Regions from separate parts of the Homo sapiens genome. Here region 1 is linked to region 2. The links are chromatin loops, found by intact Hi-C in ENCODE. Cell type or tissue: OCI-LY7. All regions are shown on one strand. Links, peaks and the distances in the headings refer to the core of each region. The heading gives the core; the rest is flanking DNA. Region 1 overlaps JMY (junction mediating and regulatory protein, p53 cofactor). Region 2 overlaps HOMER1 (homer scaffold protein 1).

Evidence for each region. Hi-C counts contacts between places; a loop is a spot of excess contacts. Peaks named below come from ENCODE experiments on the same cell type or tissue, not always from the same donor. Only the 100,000 strongest peaks of a DNase experiment are listed, where the experiment ranks them.
Region 1: it touches region 2 in a loop (10-fold over the local background); 15 of 110 quality-filtered maps call a loop at or near these places.

Annotation. Positions count from the first base shown.
Region 1 is chr5:79,249,306-79,261,433 of GRCh38, reverse strand. The region is part of intron 1 of JMY (junction mediating and regulatory protein, p53 cofactor); the gene reads right to left. Among named protein-coding and RNA genes, the nearest start is that of JMY, 19 kb to the right of the region's middle. RefSeq lists enhancers at 1-130, 1,345-2,004, 2,665-3,326, 5,270-6,058. In OCI-LY7, for the core only: CTCF peaks have their summits at 5,073 and 5,278 (motif pointing left); a DNase peak (open chromatin) is centred at 4,673; H3K4me3 peaks cover 737 bases; H3K27ac peaks cover 1,752 bases.
Region 2 is chr5:79,459,441-79,471,568 of GRCh38, reverse strand. The region is part of intron 1 of HOMER1 (homer scaffold protein 1); the gene reads left to right. It overlaps LOC107986426 (a long non-coding RNA gene), which reads left to right. Exons shown (of 3, transcript XR_001742758.2): 3 at 1-3,560. Among named protein-coding and RNA genes, the nearest start is that of HOMER1, 49 kb to the left of the region's middle. In OCI-LY7, for the core only: CTCF peaks have their summits at 6,448 and 6,647; a DNase peak (open chromatin) is centred at 6,678.

The DNA.
Region 1 (12,128 bases), core at 1,418-9,417, 210 kb after region 2:
AGTCACGTGCCACTATGCCTGGCTAATTTTTTGATTATTATTATTATTATTATTTGTAGAGACGGCACTTTTACATAAGATAACCCAAACAAAATGGGGCAGGAGAACAATCAGATATGCATTTGTCTGGTGGGCAGGGGGGTGACTGCACCTGTAAGGATATGCTATCAATTTACATTGCCATGGTAAAATTTTAGCAGAAAAACCTCAGGGTAAAGATCTTGGAGCTCACTATGAATTTGCTTGTGGGCAAAATATGGCGGAAGCATGTAGCTTTTCATCTTGTAGCCATCTTATTTAGGAACCAAAAGGGACAGGTTTGTGTGACCCAGTTCCCAGCTTAACTTTTCCCTTTGGCTTAATGAGTTTGGGGTCCCTAGATTTATTTTCCTTTCACAAAATCTATAAGTAATATCTTTACCATTAATTATTAAAACATGCAAATAATTACTGTGAAAGGGAGTGACTTAGGATACTTGGATGGAAGGAACCTACCCCAGCAATGATACTGCATCTGTGGCCCTGGGAACTGCCTTTAGGTCCATTTGGTCTGTTTCCCCTACTGAGAAATAAGGACCAGTGCCATACATTTCCACATTTACACTGCCCATCTCTGTTCTTGCTTTGTAAAACTACTGAATTATTTTTATATTATTCCTGCTAATTATTACTTGTTAATACTAAAATCTGAGAAAAAAAAAGACTCAAGGGACATGAAATCAAAAAAGAAAAAAAAAATCTGGGGCCAGGTGTGGTCGCTCATGCCTGCAATCCCAGCACTTTGGGAGGCCAAGGTGGGTGGATCACTTGAGCTCAAGGGTTTGAGACCAGCCTGGGCAACATGGCAAAACCCCGTCTCTACAAAAAAAAAAAAAACCCACAAAAATCAGCTGGGTATGGTGGTTCATGCCCATATTCCCAGCTACTCAGGAGGCTGACGTGGGAGGATCGCTTGCTCCCAGGAGGTTGAGGCTGCAGTGAGGCAAGATCAAGCCACTCATGGCAGTGGCGGGCCATCTAGACTGGCTGCTGCCATCACATCAGTTGCAGTGGGGAGGCATAAGCGGTGGTGGCAAGAGCAGCTGTGGGAGCGGCAGTGGTGGCAGTGGGTTTCCTGTGCCCCATGTCCTGGAGGCACCTGACTGAACCACCCCCACCATCACAGGGCCAGGCAGGAACCACTCCCAGGCCTGGAGTCTCCGCCACAGCCTCAACCTTGCTTCCTACCGCATCCCAAGGGTCTGTGAGCACCTGGCTGAAGGGTACAGCTAGGACTTGTGAGGCCAGCCCTGGGTGCGTCAGGTTCATTTGTGTGGCGCTGGCCAGGGCTGCCATGCCACCTGTACCTCGACCACTGTCCTGGGAGACACTGCAATGGGGCCAGGCTGAGTTGCCTGCCAGCAGGGTAGCAGTACAGTCGGGCACTGAGGGGCAGGCAGAGAGGGGCCCTGAGGCAGAGGTGGGCCCAGGATGTGCATATGCCATGCTCCATGGAGCCAGTGGGAGCCAGGGGCATGCAGGATTCCCACCCTCCCAGGGGTGGCTACAGCTGCCCAAGCTACAGCTGCAGATCCAGGCATCTCTGCACTCTCCGGGGCCTGGGAAGGCCCCACCTTGCCCCTGCAGGCTCGGAGGTGTCTGCTCCCACTGCCTGGACTTTCCTCAATATCAGCGCCTGTTCCACTCACAAGGCAAAGTTGAGGCCAACCCTAGGTCTGTCACAACCTGGCTGGGTGTGCACAGGCTCGGGGGCAGTGCTGACACACCAGCCCCTGCCACTTCAGCCTGCTGCGGACTTTGGGCACCAATGAGCACAGAAGAGAGGCCAAGGGGGTGCTGAGGGCAGCTCAGCGCTGGCCCACAGACACTCCTTGGCACAAACAGCCTGGGCACCATAAATGGCAGCAGGAGGCAGACAAGCTCCTGGGCAGGAGTGGGTGAGTCCTTGGTGAAGCACCACCTTCAAGTCGGGGAGGGCCTGAAGCCTGGGTGTCAGACTGCTGATCCTACTGACTGGGGTGGGAACTTGTGGTGCCTTTTCCAGGCCCGCCCATGTTTGCCCACGGACCATTTCGCACACACTTCCTCCCCTGAGGCCCATAAAAGCCCCATATTCAGCCAGATGATGGGAGAGCAGCTGCAGAGAGAAGCTGCCCACCCCAGGGTCTCCTCTCTGCTGAGGGCTGAAGAGACGACCAGATAGCCAGCTGGAGAGATGAACTACCCTCTCTTCTGAGAGCTGGACACTCGTCGGGATGACCTGCCCAGCAGAGAAAAGCTACCCTCTCTACTGAGAGCTGAAGAAATGATGGGACAACCAGCTTCAGAGAGGAGCTACCCTCTCTGCTGAAAGCTGAACACTCATCGGGACATGCTGGCTACGGAGAGGAGCTGCCCACTACAGGTCTCCTCTGAGTTGTTCTATTGCTCAATAAAGCTCCTCTTTGTCTTGCTCACTCTCCACTTGTCTCTTGTCTGTGTACTTCATTCTTGCTGGATGCAGGACAAGAACTCAAGACCCAGGGAATGGCAGGGCTAAAAGAGCTGTAACACAAACAGGGCTGAAACACCCCTTGCCCACAATGTTACAGCCAACAAGAGGACAGAAGAGCTGTGGCCCTCTGGGGAGCCCAGACCTAGGAGCTCCCCAAGCCAGAGCGGTGACACCCTCTTTAAGGCGCTGCAGTTCCTGGAGTCTCCAAGCTTCCAGGCACCACACTGCATTCCCTGGTGTCAGCCATGGAAACTGCTTATGGTATCCCTGGTCCAGCCACAGCCTCATAGGGAGCTGGTGCCAGTACTGGCACCTGGAGCTGCCCGCCCCACCACCGCCAGAGTGCCTGGTTGTATGCAGTGGCCAGACCCCACGCTCACTAACACACCCCTCACCGCTCCATGACTGGCTCTCCCTTGGCAGGCATGGGACCCAGACTGGTAGCAGGAGCTGAGCACAGCCTGCCAGGCTGAGTGGGTAGAATGAGCCCAGCAGGCCAGAGGAAAACTCAGGCAAAGGCACCACTGGCCACACAAGTTTCTGGCTGGTGAGGCGACACCCCAAGGATCCCGTAACACCACTGTACTCCAGCCAGAGGGAGACCCTGTCAAAAAAAAAAAAAAAACAACAAAAACAAAAAAAGCCCTAATATCTGAATTTATAAAGTAATGCTCCAAACTGATATTTTTATTTCTTTTTAGTTCAAAGATAAATATTGTAGAAACTGATATTTAAAATGATTTTCAGATTCTTTCCTTTGTAGATAAGTAGTAAATTTCAGTAAATTTGACTGTGTTCTACCCCTGGGAAAATACATACCTCTCATTAAAATGTACATACACACTCTGTACATACATGTTATGTATAAAAAATCAAAGGCCGGGCACAGTGGCTCATGACTGTAATCCCAGCACTTTGGGAGTCTGAGGCAGGCGGACCACTTGAGGTTAGGAGTTCAAGACCAGCCTGGCCAACATGGTGAAACCCTGTCTCTACTAAAAACACAAAAATTAGCCAGGTGTTGGGGTGCATGCCTATAATCCCAGCTACTCAGGAGGCTGAGGCAGGAGAATTGCTTGAACACAGGAGGCAGAAGTTGCAGTGAGTCGAGACTGCACCACTGCACTCCAGCCTGGGCAACAAGAGTAAGACTCCGTCTCCAAAAAAAAAAGATAATCTGTTTTCATCTCTTAGGGACTTACAATGCACTTTAAGGGGCATGAGGGGTCCGTAAAGAGAAAAACCAGGGTGGCAGTTATGGATGATATCAGCTGTCAACATAAAGCCTCTTTGATTTCTGAATTTCTAACACAATTTCTGATTTTTTCTTGTTTGTTTGAGACAGGGTCACGCTGCTGCCCACGCTAGCATGCAGTGGTGCAATCATGGCCTACTGCAGCCTCGACATTCCTGGTTTCAGGTGATCCTCCCACCTCAGCCTCACAAGCAGCTGAGACCACAGGCTTACATCACCATGCCTGGCAAATTTTTGTAGTTTTTGTAGAGACAGGGTTTCACCATGTTCACCACGCTGCTCTTGAACTCTTGGACTCAAGCAATCCGCTCACCTCAGCCTCCCAAAGTACTAGGATTATAGACATGAGCCACCATGTCCAGCCTCTGATTTCTTACAGTGGTCAGAAATGACTTTCTATAGGGAAGGGACCTGATCTGGCCCTACCTAGAAAGAAGTATGGAACTTAGCCGGGCATGGTAGCTCACGCCTGTAATCACGGCTACTTGGGAGGCTGAGGCAGGAGAATCACTTGAACCTGGGAGGTAAAGATTGCAGTGAGCCGAGATCGCACCACTGCACTCCAGCCTGGGTGACAGAGTGAGTGAGACTCCATCTCAAAAAAAAAAATAAAATCAAATAAAATAATAATAATAATAAAATAAGGAATGTGGAACTTAACCAAAAAAAAAAGGCAGTGGTGATGGTGTACATAATGGAGCAAAAATAGGACTGTGTATAGTGACTTCAGCAAATAATGCATTTAAAAGGCTTGGCTATGGCTGGGCCTGGTGGCTCATGCCTGTAATATCGGCTAGTTACTAGGGAGGCTGAGGTGGGAGGATGAATTGAGCTCAAGACTTGAGACTGCAGTGAACTATGATCGCAACCCTAGGCGATGGAGAACCTGTCAAGCAAGAAAGAAATGAAAGGAAGGGTGGGGGAGGGAGGAAGGCAGGAAGGTCAGCACAATGGGAACAGGTGCAGAAAAGAAAGAAAGAAGGACAGGTGCAGTGGTTCAGGTCTGTAATCCCACCACTTTTGGAGGCCAAAAAGGAACAATCACTTGAGGCCAACAGTTCGAGACCAGCCTGGATAACACAGACTCCATCCCTAAAAAACATTTTTTAAGTTAGCTAAGGGGAATAGGACAGAGCAAGATGATGCAAATTACCCTTTACGAGACTCTGCACATTCTCAGCTGTGGTAGCTATGGGGTGGGGCGAGACTACTTCTGCTTGATTCCTGGCACCAGGTTAGCTATCAGGTCAGCCACGGTGGGGTAGAACACCAAGTGGGCTCATGGGGTCCCTGATTCCAGGACTTGACTCTTGGATGGCATTTCTGAACCTGCCCTGGACTATAGGAGAAGCTACTGCCCTGAAGGGTGGTTGAAAGGTGAGTCCCAGGCCAGGCAACATTCACCACAAACTGACTTAAGAGCCCTTGGGCCTGAAGGGAACATCAGCAGCAGTCTGCCAGTACTCCCCCTGGGCTTGTTCCTCTGGGATGAGGTTCCTCTGCCACTGGGAAGGGGAGGGAAAAGTGGGAAGGACTCCACCTAGTGGTGTGAGTGCCAGCTCAGCTGCCATACAATAGAACACCAGGTAGACTTCCAAGGTTTCTGATTCTAGTCCCTGGCTTCCAGAAAGGACCCATCAGGGACCTGGGGGAATTCTTCCCTCTGAAGGGAAGGGCACAGGCCTGGCTGGCTGGCTTTGCCACTTGCTGATTGTAGAGCCCTAGGGCCTTGAATGAACGTAGGCGGTAGCCAGGGAGTGGTTATAGCAGGCCTTGGGGGAGACCCAGTGCTGTGCTGGCTTCAGGTCTGACTCAGCACAGTCCCAGTGGTGATGGCCACAGGAGTGCTTGTGTCCCTCCACCCCCAGGTCTAGATGGCTCAGAACAGAGAGAGAAACTCTGTTGTTAAGGATAAAGTAAGGGAAGAGAACAAGAGTCTTTGCCTGGTAATCCAGTGAATTCTTTCACATCTTGACCAAGACCATCAAGGTGGTACCTTTATGAGTCTGCAACAACCACAGCAATATTGGGCTTGGGGTGTCCCCTAAAACAGATACAGCTTACATCACAACACCCAAGTCCTTTAGAATATGTGGAAAGCCTTCCCAAGAAGGACAGGTACAAACAAACCCAGACAGTGCAGATCACAGTAAATACCTAACTCTTCAATGCTCAGACACAGATGAACATCTACAAGTACCAAGATGATCTAGGAAAACATGACATCACTAAATGAACTATTAATAAATAAGCCACCAGGAACCAATCCTATAGAAACAGAGATATGTGGCCAGGTGCAGTGGCACACTCCTGTAATACCAGAACTTTGGGAGGCCGAGGCAAGCAGATCAATTGAGGTCAGGAGTTCCAGACCAGCCTGGCCAACATGGCGAAACCCCATCTCTACTAAAAATACAAAAATTAGCCAGGCGTGGTGGTGGGTGCCTGTAATCCCAGGTACTCAGGAGGCGGAGGCAGGAGAATCCCTTGAACCTGGGAGGTGGAAGTTGCAGTGAGTCGAGATGGCACCACTACAAGACCCTGTCTCAAAAAAAAGGAGAGAGAGATATGTGACCTTTCAGACAGAGAATTCAAAGTAGCTTTTTTGGGGGGAAACTAAAAGAATTTCAAGATAACACAGAGGAGGAATTCAGATTTCTATCAGACAAACTTAATAAAGAGATTGAAATAAAAGAACCAAGCAGAAATTCCAGAGCTAAAAAACACAATTGGCATATTGAAGAATGAATGCATCAGAGGCTTTTAATGACAGAACTGATCAAGCAGAAGAAAGAAATAGTGAGCTTGAAGACAGACTATTTGAAAATACAGTCAAGAGGAAAAAAAAAAGAGAAAACAATGAAGTGTGACTGCAGGATTTAAAAAATAGCCTCGAAAGGGCAAATCTAAGAGTTATTGGCCTTAATGAGGAGGTAGAGAGATGGGGTAGAAAGTTTATTCAAAGGGATAATAACACAGAACTTCCCAAACCTAGAGAAAGATACCAATATCCAAGTAAAAGAAGGTTATTATAGAACACCAAGAAGACTTAACTAAAGACTACAAGGCATTTAATAATCAAACTTCCAACAGTCAAAGATAAAGAAAAGATCCTAAAAGAAGTGAGAGAAAAGAAACAAATAACATACAATGAGGCTCCAATACATCTGGTAGCAGACTTTTCAGTAGAAGCCTTACAGGCCAGGAGAGAGCGGCATGACATAAAGTGCTGAAAGAAAAATCTTTTACCCTAGAATAGAATACCAGCAAAAATATCCTTTCAAACTTGAAGGAGAAAATAAAGACTTTCCCTGACAAAAGCTGAGGAATTTCATTAACACCAGACCTGCTCTACAAGAAATGCTAAAGGGAGTACTTCAATCAGAAAGAAAAGGACATTAATGAGCAATAAAAAAGTCATCTACCAAGCTGGGGCGTGATGGCTCATGCCTGTAATCCCAGCACTTTGGAAGGCTGAGGCGGGCAGATCACGAACGAGGTCAGGAGTTTGAGACAAGCCTTCCCAACATCGCGAAACCCCGTCTCTACTAAAAATACAAAAAAAAAAAAAATAGCTGGGCGTGGTGGTGGGCACCTGTAATCCAGCTACTCAGGAGGCTGAGGCAGGAGCATCATTTGAACCTGGGAGGAGGAGGTTGCAGTGAGCCAAGATCAAGCCACTGCACTGTAGCCTGTGTGACAGAGCAAGACTCTGTCTTTAAAAAAAAAAAAAAAAAAAAGTCATCTACCAGCACTTTCAGGGGACAGGATGGGTGGATCACTTGAGCCCAGTATTTCGAGACCAGCCTGGGCAACATGGCAAAACCCCATTTCTACAAAAAAATAAAGAGTGGTGGCATACACTTGTGGCCCCAGCTACTAGGGAGGTTGAGATGGGGGCACTGCTTGAGCCTGCACTCCACTGCATGCCACTGTACTCCAGCCTAGACAGAGTGAGACCCTGTCTCAAAAAAGAAAAATCATCTGAAAGTACAAAACTCACTGATAATAGTAAGTAAACAGAAAAACAGATTATAACACTGTAACTGTGGTGTGTAAGCTACTCTTATCTTAGAAAGATTAAATGATGAACCAGGCTGGGCGGTGGCTCACGCCTATAATCCCAGCACTTTGGGAGGCTGCGGTGGGCAGATCATGAGGTCAGGAGATCAAGACTATCCTGGCTAACACGGTGAAACCCCATCTCTACTAAAAACACAAAAAACCAGCTGGGCTTGGTGGCGGATGCCTGTAATCCCAACTACTCAGGAGGCTGAGGCAGAAGAATCGCTTGAACCCAGGAGGCGGAGGTTGTAGTGACCCGAGATTGCGCCACTGCACTCCAGCCTGGGCGACAGAGCGAGACTCCATCTCCAAAAAAAAAAGATTAAATGATGAACCAATCAAAAATAACGGTTAGACAACTTACAATAAGATATATAGAAACAACAACAACAACAAAAGAAACAACAAAAAGTTAAAAAGTGGGGAGACAAAGTTAAGATTAGAGTCTTTATTAGTGGTAAGTTGTTATCAGCTTAAAATACTGGGTCATGAGATAGTATTTGCAAGCTTCATGGTAACCTCAAACCAAAAAACATAAAAAACATACAATGGATTCGCAAAAAGAAAAAGATCAAGAAATTAAATAGTATCACCAGAAAAAATCACCTTCAATAAAAGACATGAAGAAAGAGAGAGGAGACCACAAAACAAACAGAAAACAACAAAATGGCAGGAATAAGGTACTTATCAATAACACTGAATGCAAATGGACTAAACTCTCCAATTGTTAGACACAGATGGACTGAATGGATTAAAAAACAAGACCCAATGATCTGTTACCTACAAGAAACACATTCACCTATGAAGACATACATGAAAAAGTTATTCCATGTCAATGGAAACAAAGCAGGAATAGCTATACTTAGACAAAATAGATTTCAAGACAACAACTAGAGACAAAGAAGGTCATTATATAGTGATAAAGGGGTCAATTTAGCAAGAGGGTATAGCAATTTTAAATATATATGCACCTAACACTGGAGCACCCAGACATATAAAGCAAATATTAGAGCTAAAGAGAGAGAGGCCTCAATACAGTAATACCTGGAGACTTCAACATCCCACTTTCAGCGCAGGACAGATCTTCCAGACAGAAAATCAACAAAGAAACACTGGACTTAATTTGCATCATAGGTCAAACAGACCTAACAAAAACTTACAGAACATTTCATCCAACAGATACAGAATACATGTTCTTTTCCTTAGCATATCTATCACTCTCAAGGATAGGCCATGTTATGTCACAAAGCAAGCCTTAAAACATTAAAAAAAAAAAAAAAAACCTGACTATCAAGCATTTTCTCTGACCAAAATGAGATAAACTAGAAATCACTAACAAGAGGAATTATGGAAACTATACAAATACATGGAAATTAAACAATATGCTCCTGAATGACCAGTAGGTCAATGAAGAAATTAAGAAGGAAAATTTATTAAAACAAATCATAATGGAAACACAACATACCAAAACCTATGGGATACAGCAAAAGCAGTACCAAGAGGGAAACTTATAGCTATAAGTGCCTATATCAAAAAGAAGAAAAGGCTGGGCATGGTGGCTCATGCCTGTAATCCCAGCACTTTGAGAGGCCGAGGCAGGCAGATCACCTGAGGTCGGGAGTTCAAGAACAGCCTGACCAACATGGAGAAACCCCATCTCTACTAAAAATACAAAAAATTAGCCGGGCGTGGTGGCACATGCCTGTAATCCCAGCTACTCGGGAGGCTGAGGCAGAAGAATCGCTTGAATCCAGGAGGCAGAGGTTCCAGTGAGCTGATATCTTGCCATTGCACTCCAGCCTGGGCAACAAGAGTGAAACTGTCTCAAAAAATAAATAAATAAATAAAAATAAAAAAATAAAAATCACAACAATTGAACTCATTGAAATAGACAATTGAAATAGAGAGTAGAATGATGGTTACCAGAGTGTGGGAAGGGTAGGAAGGAAGTTGAGGGGGAGGTGGGGGCGGCTAATGGGTAAAAAAAAAAAAAATAGAATGAATGAGACCCGGTATTTGATAGCATAACTGGGTGACAACAGTCAATAATAATTTAATAGTGTAATTGGATTGTTTGCAAAACAAAGGACAAATGCTTGAGGGGACGGATTCCCTATGTTTCATGATTTGATTATTATGCATTACATATCTGTATCAAAACATCTTATGTATTCCATAAATATATACACCTACTATGTACCCCCCAAAATTAAGTTAAAAATTAGCTGGGCATGGTGGCGCATGGCTGTAGTCCCAGTAACTCAGGAGCCTGAGATGGGAGGATCACTTGAGCCTAGGAGGTTGAGGCTGCAATGAGCCATGATTGTGCCACTGTACTCCAGCCTGGGTGATGGAGGGATATTCTGTCTCAAAGTATAATAAAATATATTTATAATAAAGAAATAACTACAGATATGCCCAGCTATCTTAAATCACATTCATTTTTCCCTCCTTCCCAACCAAACAGGAATGGGCATTTTCAAATAACTTGACTTTTTTCCAATCTTTCTCCCCACCCTCCACAGTCAAATAAATTGGCTTGTTAAAAAAATCAGCATATACAAATACCTACATACTCTTCTTAAGAAATATAAATCTGGATCCTTTGAAAATCACACTAATGAAATAAAAGTGAAGAATTATAGGCAGTTCTCAATTATTAAATATATTGTACCCTAAAGGCACATTTAACTTTGTTTTTTACCATAGACAATATTTTAAGTTATGGTTAGACTTTGCAAAGCTACCCCAAACCACAGTAAACATGTAAAAGTGCAATGAAAGATATTAAAATACAACATCTTGCTAGAGTAAGTATGAAAATACTAATCAGAAATGCCAACATTAAAAAAAAAGTAGGTATAATTAGAAAGAATTAATAGTGGGGTAAAATTTCTAGTGAAGTGTGAGAGGCTGTTAAAAGCACCTGGATAGCTCTTACTTCATATGCCAAAAAAAAAAAAAAAAAAGAAAAATAATTAAAAATTAAAAAATACCTAACACAAGATCTATTTATTAAATAAACAATTGTTGAAGGAGATTTAAAGGTATTTTTAAGGGCTTCCAGAGGTTAATGCTTACCATTTCTTTAATAGTTATTTCAACTGGAATATTTGCAAATCAATTGTGATCAGGGTTGTCTGGGACGCCTACAAACAAAGTAAAGGTAAATACAGAAAAAAATGGAGAAGAGCTATCAATAAAATTGACAAGAAAAAATACTAGAATCACCGTTTTAACTGACTGTATCAAAAGGACCACCTGTCCTGTGATGTCAACGAATATAATAATGTATACACGAAGCAGCAACAAGGGACTTGGGAAAGCACGTACTAGGAGTTCCTATGGAGGGTACAGGAGGCTGAAGATCAACCCGTTAGATTTTTCTTGTTGTTTTGACATTGTTTTGGCTTGGAAATATTTTACCTGTACAGCACCAGCTTCCATTACAAACACGGTTTTTAGTACAAACAAGTTTGGGTTTAGGAGGAACCCAGCATCAGTATGAGTTGCTTCAGGAAAAAGTAGATGAGAAAGTATCACAATAGCAGCTGACATTTATGACGGTTTCTATATTAGATACCACGCTAGGCACTTCACGTACATTCTTTCATTCTTCCTAACAATCTTATGATGTAGGTATATAGTTATTATGCCATTTTAGAGATGAAGAACCACGGGCAGAAAGCTCAGTTACTACCAAGAGTTAAGCTAGTGGAAAGTAGAAGTGAGGTATGAACCCCTGTAGCCTAACTCAAACTCTGGAACCACTGCCCCACATGGCCTCTACTCAAGGCCAGTCAATTCATCTTTCCTTAAGGGAAAGATCCCAATCTTGAGTCAAGGGAGACTGAAAATACGATGAAATTTAATACAAAAGGAAAACTTGAATAGAGTAACTGGGGAATGGTGCAGTTAGACAAAATGAAAAGAGAAAAACATTACTCAATTTTGAAATTCCTTCCAGTTTTCAATTTTTAAACCCAAAAACATGCTGATACTTCAGATAAATACCTGTTCCTCCATTCATCTCCTTTAAGATAATTTCTACCAAGAAATAGAACAGTCTTACTTCAAGTTATGGGTCTCATAAGGCTCAATGCAGAGTAAAACCTGCTCAAGAGCCAACTCCAAGGCTATACAGGGAGCCAGTGACTTGATAACATACTGTTTACAAAAGCAAGCATCTAGGCAGCTTCACTATGAGCTGGCATATCATTTCCTTTTGGTAAACTAATGTTATTCATTCCCATGAAATTTTCAAGTGTAAATACTGCTACTCTAAAATTAATTCACAAGGGCAGGCACGGTGGC
Region 2 (12,128 bases), core at 2,216-10,215:
TTTTTTTTTTTTTTTTTCTTTGAGATGGAGTTTTGCTCTTATTCCCCAGACTGGGGTGCAAATGGCATGATCTCGGCTCACTGCAACCTCTGCCTCCCAGGTTCAAGAGATTCTCCTGCCTCAGCTTCCTGAGTAGCTGGGATTATAGGTACATGCCACCATGCCCGGCTAATTTTTTGTATTTTTAGTAGAGACGGGGTTTCACCATGTTGGTCAGGCTGTCTTGAACTCCTGACCTCAGGTGATCCGCCTGCCTCGGCCTCCCAAAGTGCTGGGATAGCATAGGCATGAGCCACCGCTCCTGGCCTCCTTTAGGCCATTTTAAGGACTTTGTATTTTACTGTGAGTGAGATGGGAAGCCATTGGGGAGTTCTGAGGAAAGATCTACCTTATGTTTTATTATTTTAAAATTATATATTATTGAATGTTCCAGATATACAGAAAAGGACTCACCATCCAACCCACTTTAACAGCCATCTGCATTTTGTCGTGCTTGCTTTATCCTGCCTCCCCACCCCACTTTTTTTTTCCTAGAGTATTTCAATGCTAGGTTGAGTTTTTAGAAGGATCATTCTGGTGTCTGTGTTGAGAGAAGGAGTGGCAGAGCAAGGGCTGAAGTAAGTGTATCCTCCATGTATTTTTTTCCTTAGGCTTTGTAGACATGTTTTTATACAGTATCCACTTATTTATAAACTGTTTTCTTTATTATATAGGACATTTTATGTCACTGGATATGCTACAACTTTGTTTTCTCATGGCTATATAGTGGCTTTTGATATGCATTGCTAAGGTGTTTTTCAGAAAGACTTTACTAATTTATACTCCCACCAGCTGCTTTGGAAAGTGTCAGGTTTCCTTAAGTTCTCACTAACATTGAATTTAATGACTAACATTGAATTTAGTCATTAAAAAATTTCTATGTTGACAGGTAAAAAAAGACAACTCATGGTTTTAATTTTAGTTCTTTGATGTCCACTAGGTTTATTTCTATTTTCATTTGCATTAGAAACTAGGCTTATATCATTTGCTAGCTGTGTGACTTTAAGTCACTCAGGAGTGCTGTTTTCATACTATAAGATGGGTGTTGTGTATCTGCTTCACAGAATTTTCATTAAGGTTAAATAGAAGCATTTTTTATGCCCAGGTCTTTAAATCTTTTGGCCATGATCTGCAGGGGGAAGAAAATGCATCTTACATTGTGACAAGCATATATAAATACGTGGCTGAAAGTTTCTTGGAACAAGATATATGTCCTCACCATGTATGATGCACTTCTGATATTGTACATTTTCATTCACTTTTAAAAATACCCCTTGTTGACCAGTAGATTGATCATGACTCCCTGGATTGTGACCTAGGGTTTGAAAAACACTGTAGTAAACTTGTCTTGTTAAGATGCCCGTTTATCTATAGGATTCCCTCTCTCAGGTAGCTCAGAAGTCAGTCTCCCTCTACCTCTAATAAAATTCACTTTCAGGAAAGCTAAATAGGGAAAAGGCCTCCCACTTAGATTATTGTATTCCTGTATTATATTTTTGGTCAGTGAAAAATGTTAATTGCTTTTCACAGTCAGAAAATGTATTTGGGTTTCTATGATGCCATGGTGACTGGGTTGTATTAACACTACTTTTATGAAATAGAGCTAATGCATCTAAGCACAAACACCACATCACTACAGGGATTATATTTGCAAAACCCAAAATTGAGACATTATCTGACAAAAGAGTTTTGTCTATAGTTTTTGTTACGTGAAACGCTGACAAAATTTGAAAGTAATGTGGGGCGAGGTAGCTTGTGTCCAATGTCCCAGCGGGAGGCTGAGGTGAGAGGATCCCTTGAGCCCAGGAGTTCAAGTTAGGCCTGGGCAACATAACCCCATCTCTTAAAAATAAAAAAAAAAGGCAAATTATAAGTCACATTTAATTATACTTAATATAGCCCCTTTTCAACAGATAAAAATAAAATAATATGAAACCTGGATAATCTTGGGAAATTGAGACTGTATGACTACCATACATAAAATAACAGATGTGCTATTCATTGGTAGGCTTATAGCTAGATGACTCGAGGACCATGTAGAAAAGACTTAGCTGTAATTAGTACCTGTGACTAGACAAAACTTGATCAAATGAAAGTTAGAGTCACTTCCAAGTCTGAGGGATGTTGGAAAGAAAAATGCATAGAGAAAGAGAGTGGGAATTTACTGCTTGAAAAACACTCAGGAGTTTAACTTATTTGGCAATAGAATTGTGTTATTTTTGACGTCTAGTTTAACATTAAATATGTTTTGTGTAAATTGTTTTTTGACGCTGAGCCAGGAAAACATTTTAAGCAGCTCTAAGTTAAAAGTTTGACTAACATGCATTTACTTACTCCTCCATTACCTCCACCAGCTCACCCTTTCACAATGGAGTAATTTAGAGGAGTATCAGAAACACTTTGGTATGGAAAAATAGAACCTAAATTTTATACCAAAGGACCATAATTTACCTTTATGTGGTTAGAATTGGATATATGAGATGTCGTTTGAGTACTGAATTTTAGATTCTGTCTTTTTCACTATTGGAGCTAAAATAAGGTTTTAAACAAGCTCAGAAATGAGTATAGCAATTTGTTGCGCTCAGATGGCCCAGAAATACATGAATAGCTGCTTAAGCTCTCTAGTGATCAGGCATATGCAAATTGAAACTACAGTGAAATACCATTTCATGTCCAAAATTGGCACAAATTAAAGATGTTACGTGGACATTACCAAATGTTAGGAGAGTGTAGTATAAAACTAATGAGTGTAAATTGGTACAGGTGCTGTGACCTGTACCAATACCCTATGACTAGGAATTCTGCTTCTAGTGTATCTCTTGTGTGCGTGCACAAGAAAACATACAGGAACATTGTTTGTAATGCTATTTTGTAACAGTGCAAAAATGAGAACTACTTATATGTCTGTCGATAAGGAAATAGCTACAGAAAATATTGTCTAGTCCAACGTTCTCCACTAGAAATATGATGTGAACAACATATGTTATTTGAAATTTAGTTTTAAGGTTCTAAAAAGGAAGTCAAAATCAATTTTTATATATTTTGACACAGTTTATCCAAAATGCTATCTTTTTAAAAGTGATTAATGTAAAAGTCATGGAGATACATTACATTTTTTAAAAAAATACTAAGTCTTTGAAATCCATTATGTATTTTGCATTTAGAGCACATCTCAATTTGAATGTTAAATGTTTATTGGAAATACTTGATCTGAATTTAAATTTCATAAAATTTCTGTTGGAAAAAGTAGATTCACATACCCAGGTTGTTCCATATATATTTAAAAGCTTTTCAGACACTGAACTGAGTATCAGATAAAGTTTAAATTAATTCACTTTCTCAGTTGCACCAGCTGAATTTCACATGCGTAGTGGTCAGGTGGCTAGTGGCTACCATACTGGATAGTGTAATTCTAATCATAACATGTATTGTTATGTGGCAGTTAAATGACCTAGGCTGGGCATGGTGGCTCATACCTTTAATCGCAGCACTTTAGGAGGCCGAAAAGTGAGAGGATCGCATGAGCCCAGGAGTTTGAGACCAGCATGGGTAACAGTGAAACCCCATCTCTAGAAACTAAAAAAAGCTGGATGTGGTGGTGCACGCTCATCTGTAGTCCCAGCTACTCTGGAGGCTAAGGCAGGAGGATCGCTTGAGCCTGAGAGGTCAAGGCTGAAGTGAGCTCTGATCGCACCACTGCACTCCAGCCTGGGCAACAGGGCAAAACCCTGTCTCAAAACAAAACACCGGCCTATATTATATAAAGTAAAATGTGGCCGATTATTCAAATTTTGCATTGTCAATAAGAACTAGAGAAGTGCTGTGACGTTTTATTGTTTGTTTTGAGCAATTTAAAATATTCACAATAATACAGGGAATACTATACACATATCCACTTTTCAAATTTCACAAATGTTAACATTTTGTTCAAGTATCTCTGAATCTTTCTCTTCAATCCTGAGTTTACTTATTAGAATATTTATTTGTTTAGATATTATATGGACTGAACATCCACTCATTTAGTTTGTAGCAAGTAGAAAAGTGTACCTTAGAGTATTATGATTGTTCGTTGAAGGTGATATTAGCACTTAAATGGCCTTTATAGCATTTCATTAGTTTTTTTTTTTTTTTTTTTTTTGAGATGGAGTTTCACTCTTGTTGCGCAGGCTGGAATGCAATGGTGCAATCTCGGCTCACTGCAACCTCAGCCTCCCAGGTTCAAGCCATTCTCCTGCCTCAGCCTCCTGAGTAGCTGGGATTACAGGCCCCTGCCAGCACGCCCAGCTAATTTTTTTATTTTTAGTAGAGACATGGTTTCACCATGTTGACCAGGCTGGTCTTGACCTCAAGTGATCCGCCCGCCTTAGCTTCCCAAAGTGCTAGGATTACAGGCCTGATCCTCTGCGCCCAGCCTAATTCATTTGTTTTTAAAGTTTTTAAGGCCGGGCACAGTGGCTCACACCTGTAATCCCAGCACATTGGGAGGCCGAGGCAGGCAGATCACAAGATCAAGAGATCGAGACCATCCTGGCCAACATGGTGAAACCCTATCTCTACTAAAAATACAAAAATTAGCCAAGTGTGGTGGTGCACACCTGTAATCCTAGCTACTTGGGAGGCTGAGGCAGGAGAATTGCTTGAATCCAGGGGGCAGAGGTTGCAGTGAGCCGAGATTGTGCCACTGCACTCCAGCTTGGTGACAGAGTGAGACTCTGTCTAAAAAAAAAATAGTTTTTAAGAACTGGATGTCTATTGGGAAATCACTTAGATTTTTAATAAAACGCCAGGAGTTTAACCTATTTGGCAATAGGTCAAATAGTACTACCTATATTAACAATAATTAAATTCTAGTTATTAACAAGAGATTACTTTCTTTAGATTTCCCAGGCATATACTGTCAGTTCTCAGAATTTAGCTTGAGTTAGTGGAAATCATTTGGGAAGAGGAGAATATTTAAAGTCAAGTAAAATGGAATGTGCCATATCAATTCTAATTGTAATTTATTTATTATTATTATTATTATTATTATTTTTGAGACAGGGTCTCCTCTGTTGGCCAGGCTGGAGTGCAGTGGCACGATCTCAGCTCACTGCAGCCTTGACTTACCTGGCTCAGGTGATCTCTCCTGTCAAGTAGCTGGGACCACAGGTGTGCGCCACCATGCCCGGCTAATTTTTTGTAGAGATGGGGTTTCCCCATATTGCCCAGCTGGTCTTGAACTCCTGGGCTCAGGCAATCTGCCTGTCTCAGCCTCCGAAAGTGCTGGGATTACAGGTATGAGCCACCACACCCAGCCTAAAAATGTAATTTTAAATGTGATCTATCAGGCATACTTGATATATTTTTAAACACTGAAATTTTACCTGAAATGGATGGGGTTTTTAATGGGTGGTAAGGACAAAGTCACTTGGCAGTTATTTAATACATACCAAGCAAGTTTCTTTGAACATTGAAGATGTTGCTTAAATGTGCATTGAATGAGGTTGCTTGCTTTTTACTCTGAATTTCAGCATATTCCTTAATACTTTATAGCTACTTATTAAAGTGGCCAAGAGTAAGTACTAAAATCTCTTAATAACTAATACCATGTCCTATAGATTATAAAAACTACTCTTAAAGTAAGAGGTGACATATAAGAAATGTAAACAGTAGCTCACGCCCGTAATCCCAGCACTTTGTGAGGCTGAGGCCGGCGGATCACGAGGACAGGAGATCGAGACCATCCTGGCTAACACGGTGAAACCCCATCTCTACTAAAAAATACAAAAAATTAGCAGGGTGTGGTGACGGGTGCCTGTAGTCCCAGCTACTCGGGAGGCTGAGGCAGGAGAATGGCGTGAACCTGGGAGGTGGAGCTTGCAGTGAGCCAAGATTGCACCACTGCACTCCAGCCTGGGCGACAGAGCGAGACTCTGTCTCAAAAAAAAAAAAAAAAAAAAAAAAAAGAAGAAATGTAAACAGTACTGTTACTCTTTAAGTGTATTTTTATATAATTTAAGAATCTTAATTTCCAAATGGAAATTTTAGATTTGATATTTTCTTCAAATACATCAATTAAATACTTAATGTCATGAAAATATTTCTGATAACTATAATGCAAACAATTATTTTTTAAAACCTTTAATTTCAGTGTTCACCCAACAGATTAAAAGATCAAGGAATTCAGATCATACATTTTTTTTTCTTTTTTAAAGAGACAGGGTCTTGCTCTGTCACCCATCCTGGAATGCAGTGGTGTACAATCATAGCTCGCTGCAGCCTCCAACTCCTGGGCTCAAATGATCCTCCTGCCTCATCCTCTTGAGTAGCTGAGACTATAGGCATGTGCCACCACAGCCAGCTAATTTTTAAATTTTTTATGGAGGCGAGGTCTTGCTGTTGGCCAACCTGGTCTGGAACTCATGGGCTCAAGCGATCCTCCCGCTTTGGCCTCCCACAGCACTAGGACTACAGAGGTGAGCCACTGTGCCTGGCCAGATCATACAATTAAAAAAAAAAATCCTTCCAGAAGTCTCGATACTTCTATTATAGCAAGGTTACTTTACAATTTTGTATTTGCTATAGAGTAACTTCCAGGTTTTAAAAAACATGCACCTGCTATATTTTTGGTTCATCACTAGGTGGAGTTGTTGCAGTATAATTATGTGTTGGGTAGCCATTAGCAGAAAAACCTTTGCATTCTTCAAAGTTCGTATATGGTTTTTAAAAAAGAACATTGTATGTATAAGCAATCAGCTTATTACACATATCATGGCATAGGGACATACAGTTGGTAGTATGTTATATTATGCAGTCATAATCTCTGAGCAGCATCAAAACAGGTATCTTAATGAGATTTTTCATGGGGTAGGATATATGTATGAGAAAGAGAGGAGGTGGTGAGATTTAAACCAGTTCCCTGATAATCGTGTGGAGTTTCAATTTATATTATTAAGTTGTACAGGATAATTCTTTCTAGGAAATTCCAGTGCTTGAGCTGCTGCATCCAAAGTCATGCTATGCCACTTCATAGTGGCACTGAAACTAAATTCTCCAGCCATTACCTATCAAGTTAAATGGTAATTAGTGTCCGTCTATTCCTGGACTTATCCTTGTCATTCTCATTTTGGCCTGAACAAGTATTGTTCAGCTTCTCTTGCCACTTCAGTCACCCAAAAGCAAGCTGAGGGTAGAATGTTTTTTGTCTTACTTTCCTGTTTACTTCAAATCAAGGGGGATGTTTTTGTCGGGAATTGGATGTACCTTCAGCACCTGTAGTCCTACAGTTAGGCATGTTTGGATTTCGCTCCTCTCCTACTTTCCCTTATTCCTCTCAGTTGAGTTCCAACCTGTTAAAATTGTCATTCTTTGATTCTTTGGCAGTCTTCAAAAATGGCCCCTAAAGCATTATTTTCCATCGTTAATTGTTATGTAAGTGTAATTTCTTCACAGTGCCATTTTAGAAAGATATTTTAATACCTATACAAGGTTAAGAAAAATTAAACAATACCTAAAGGATAAGAAAGCGAAGTAATTGAGCCCCATCCCCAGAAGCAACTACTTTTAAAAAATGTAATTTTTATTTCTTTTAGTGGTTGCCTCCATAGCTCTAATAAGCTCTTATATTACTATTTTTTTAATTGAAAGCTTTGGATTTTAAATCCTTATTGCAGAAAGTCAACTAGTGGTGAATTTTTGCCAGTTCCACATTTACCTTTCCATTTCTTCCTCTTCCCACCCATCTCAATGCAGTTATTCTTATAAATTGCTCTGTTGGTTCTACAATTTTAAATGGGGACCCCAAAATCAAATTGTGTATACTGTGGGGTGGTGTTATGAAGTGAATGAATGACCAGTGTGTAGCTTGTATAGTTCTGAACTGCCACCAATTACAGTATTGGGGGGGCATGTTAGTGCAGAGTTTATTGTAAGTAAGCCTCTTTCCTCAGTTTTCATTTGCATAGTTTTTTAAATGACAACTGTTTGAAACAATTAGCAAACGTATTATCATATAGAAGCCTGGAGATAAGGTGATTTGTTGGTCCAGTGACATCATCAAGGAACCAGAGTCTTTGTTTTTCCGTATGCTATTATCGACAGAGAATGTTGGCTTTGGTCTCAGGTATGCGCCCCTCACAGCACTAAGGGTTTCTTTAGGTCCTGATGTCACATGCAAACATACCGTTTCAGAGAATATTCCTTCTTACATGTGTACTGTCTGTGAGTGTACCTAGAAGTTTCTAGCAAACTTTTCTTGGTTATTTCTTGGAATTGTTTCAGAGGTCCATTCCTAACCCAACTTCTGGCAAGAATGGGATTGCCATGATTATCCTTAGCGAAGCTCACAGTCATATGGAAGAGGGTAGAGTATCTGAGGTTTGTTGGGGAGCAGCAAGGAAGAACAGTTGGTAGATAGTCAGCGAACAGGGTCTGCAGCAGAGTCAAATCCTCAGTGGAAAATATTACCAGCCTTATTTCTAATACTTCTTAGAATACTTAGAATACTTTCAGGCTACTTTCTTTTGGAAAATTAAAAAGAAAGGAAATTATTTGAAACCATAACCTTCTTTATAATCTCCTTTGCTGCAGTAGCCATTTGTACTTACATATCTGAAAAGGATACTTCTAAGCTAGGCATTAAAGGTATACCAGGAAATGTACAATTTCTCTTCCTTTCCTTGAGTTTGATTGTATTTATTGGACCTATGCCTTTGCACTCTCTTGGGATGAAGATTTACTGGTTAATCATATAATATTTTTGAAAGTATAGACTTCATTGGTAACTGTAAAACAGCATCATCATTGATTTTTAAAAATCAGAGCTATCCAAGTGATGAATGTTAACTGTCTGCTTTTTTTCTAGACCAAAACTTATGTATCTCCTGGAAAATAGTTTTTTGTTTTGCTCTAGTTTTTTTATGATCCTCGTTTCTTTCTTATTACGCAGATGCCTGAGAGCTAAATGTAGTAATTCTTTATGTCAGCTCTAGTGAGTTTGAGTAAGTCTTGTTTTTAAAATAAAATTCTGATTTTATTACTTTTTTCTCAGGGTTATCTTAACATTCTTCCAGTTTTCCACATCCATAGTAAGTTTTAGCATCCATCACTGTATGTAGTACTTTTAAAGAATTGTAGCTCAAGATGAAGAACTTGAGAATTATTGTTACACCAATTTCCTAGAATTCGTTTATGAATCAACAGAAAAATACTCCAGTAAGCTTTTCTTATGTCAGTAAAGTAGTTTGAATTACTTACTGTTCTGGTTATTCATGTAAGAAGTTACCGAATAGATAGTGCTCTATGATTAAAGTGTGTGTGTTTTCTGGTTTTTTTGTTTGTTTGTTTGTTTTTGAGATGGAGTCTCGCTCTGTCGCCCAGGCTGGGGGTGCAGTGGCGTGATCTTGGCTCACTGCAACCTCCGTCTCCTGGGTTCAAGTGATTCTCCTGCCGCAGCCTCCTGAGTAGCTGGGATTATAGGCATGCGACACCGTGCCTGGCTCATTTTTGTATTTTTAGTAGAGATGGGGTTTTACCATGTTGCCCAGGCTGGTCTCAAACTCCTGACCTCAAGTGATGAACCCACCTGGGCCTCCCAAAGTGCTGGGATTACAGGCGTGAGCCACTGCGCCCGGCATGGATCTATTTGTCTTTAAAATTGATTTTTAGAGCAATTTTTAAAGAGTAATTTTTAGTTTCTTAGAAGAGTTACTTTGAGTGTTCTTAACAAGTACCCGTTTAAGAAATAATACTGTAGTCGTTACTGAATAAGGCTTGAATTTTATATTATAAATATAATTAGTAATATCAGTAAAGATGGTAAGCTATCCAGACCAACTTTCAGTGAGATATTTACCTCAGAATTTGTCTTTTGATTCTCATAGCCATAAATATAAATCCTAGGAGATGTAAATATATTACATGAAAGAGTTCTGAGGTCAAATAATCTGCCAGATGCTGGATTATTTGGTGTTAGATTGGTTTCTTTACCGCAGAACTTCTCAGAACCTTTAACATGCTAATGTACGTTATAAATATTTTAGAATATAACACAGTGTTTGCGAAACTTGTTTGAACATGGACCATTCATTTCTCAGACTGTTGTTCAATATAAACACACTTCGGGAAATGCTGGTGTTTGATCCAGTTAGTATTTGTGTGAATTGTTGTAAAGAAAGCAGTGTCTAACCTTTATTTATGAGTTTTATACAGTTTATGAAAAGATATTAACTTTGATACCTGGACACTTGAACAATCAATTTCAAATGTATTACAGGTCTTTTTAAGAGATTAAGAGCTAGATTTTTAAGATAGCTTTTTAAGAGTTCAGTTATATGTAAATCTCTTAAAGATTTTAGATATAGCTTCTCTACTGCCTCTTCTACAGCTTTTTTCTAAATGGAAATTACGGACATGCTTAGTATTGAAACATACCCATCATAAAATCTGGTGATTCCCCAAACTCTGCATGCCAGCCTGGTTTTCTCTGAGCTCCAAACAAGTGTTTTTAAGTTCCTGGCCCAAGAGTTCTACATCCAAACCCTGTAGGCATCTGAACTCCTTCAAAACTGACTTCATCTTCCCCTTCCACTTCCCCAATCTTAGACTTTACTTTCTGTGGCCCATCCTTGCTAGTGGGACTGTCTTCTTTTCAGTTACCCAAAGTAGAAACCCAGGAGACTCAGATTCCTTCTTTGTCTTATACATCAGGAGTTCTCAACCTTGGCACAATGAACATTTTGAGCTGGAAAATTTTTTGTTGCGGAAAGCTATCTTGTGCATTGTAGATGTTTAGCGGCGTTCCTGGATGCTACCCACTAGATGCCAATAGCAGTTTCCCTCATTGTGACAGCCAAAACTGTGTCCAGACATTGTGAAATGTCCCGAGGAACAAACCCACCCCAGTTTGGGAACCACTGCCCTATATCCAATCTATTACTTATCTGCTGATACTGCTTCCTAAATTTACCTTTAATCCTTTATCACATCTTCATCCTGTTCCCTAAACTCCTATCCTCTTTGTTAATATTTGCGATTCTTTAGTAAGGTTCTGACTAGTCTCCCTGTGTCCAGTATTTCTCTCCAACCCACCTCCTTTTTATTGCTGCCAAATTTTGTGCATGTATATGAGAAGGTCTGGCTCTGTCACCCAAATTGGAGTGCAGTGGCATGATCTTGGCTTACTGCAACCTCTGCCTCCCACCCCAGCCTCCCAAGTAGCTGGGACTACAGGTGTGCACCACCACGCCAGACTAATTTTGGTTTTGTCATGTTGCCTAAGCTGGTCTCGAACTTGTGAGCTCAAGTGATCAGCCCAGCTTGGCCTCCCAAAGCACTGGGATTACAGGTGTGAGCCACCACACGTGGCCCAGATTTATCTTTCTAAAATGCAAAGCTGGAGCTGAGCTAGGTGGCTTACTCCTGTAATCCTAGCAACTCGGGAAGCTGAGGTGGGAGGATTGCTTGAGGCCAAGACTTCAAGACCAGCCTGGGCAATATAGTGAGAACCTATCTGTTAAAGAAAAGAAAGAAAGAAAGAAAAAAGCAAAACTATTTCGTGTTTATAATCTCTCAATAGCTTTCAGTAGACACCCTCATGAACTGTCTTCTCTCTTTTTTCATTCTCTATTTTTTCATTCTAGCCTCATTCTTCAAAGGCACTCAAACTTACCTGTACTAAGGTTCTTGCTACACAATGTACTTAGCCCTCCTCCCACTGTGCAACAGTTTGTTTCAAACTCTATTTAGGCATCTGTTTTCTATCATAGCTGTCAGTTACTTATTTTTAGAGAATCTATCGTAGTGAAGAGCATTTTGTTTTTAACATATCCATCTTTTGTCACCAAATTGAATTTTTCAAGGGCAGGGACCATCTGGATCCTACATCTTGGCATATAATAGATATTCAATAAAAGTTTGAATCATTTATTAGTATGCCCTGTCAGATGCAGTAACATCCTCATTACTTCTAGGAATTCTGTTCCCTGGATCTGTAGTGAAAATTATTTCCCTAGTCTTTATCATATAGACTTTGAAGTACAGGCTTTTGACCACAGAAATCTTAAACTATAATTTTCTTTAAAAAAACCAGCTGTTCAGAAGAGAATTAAAGA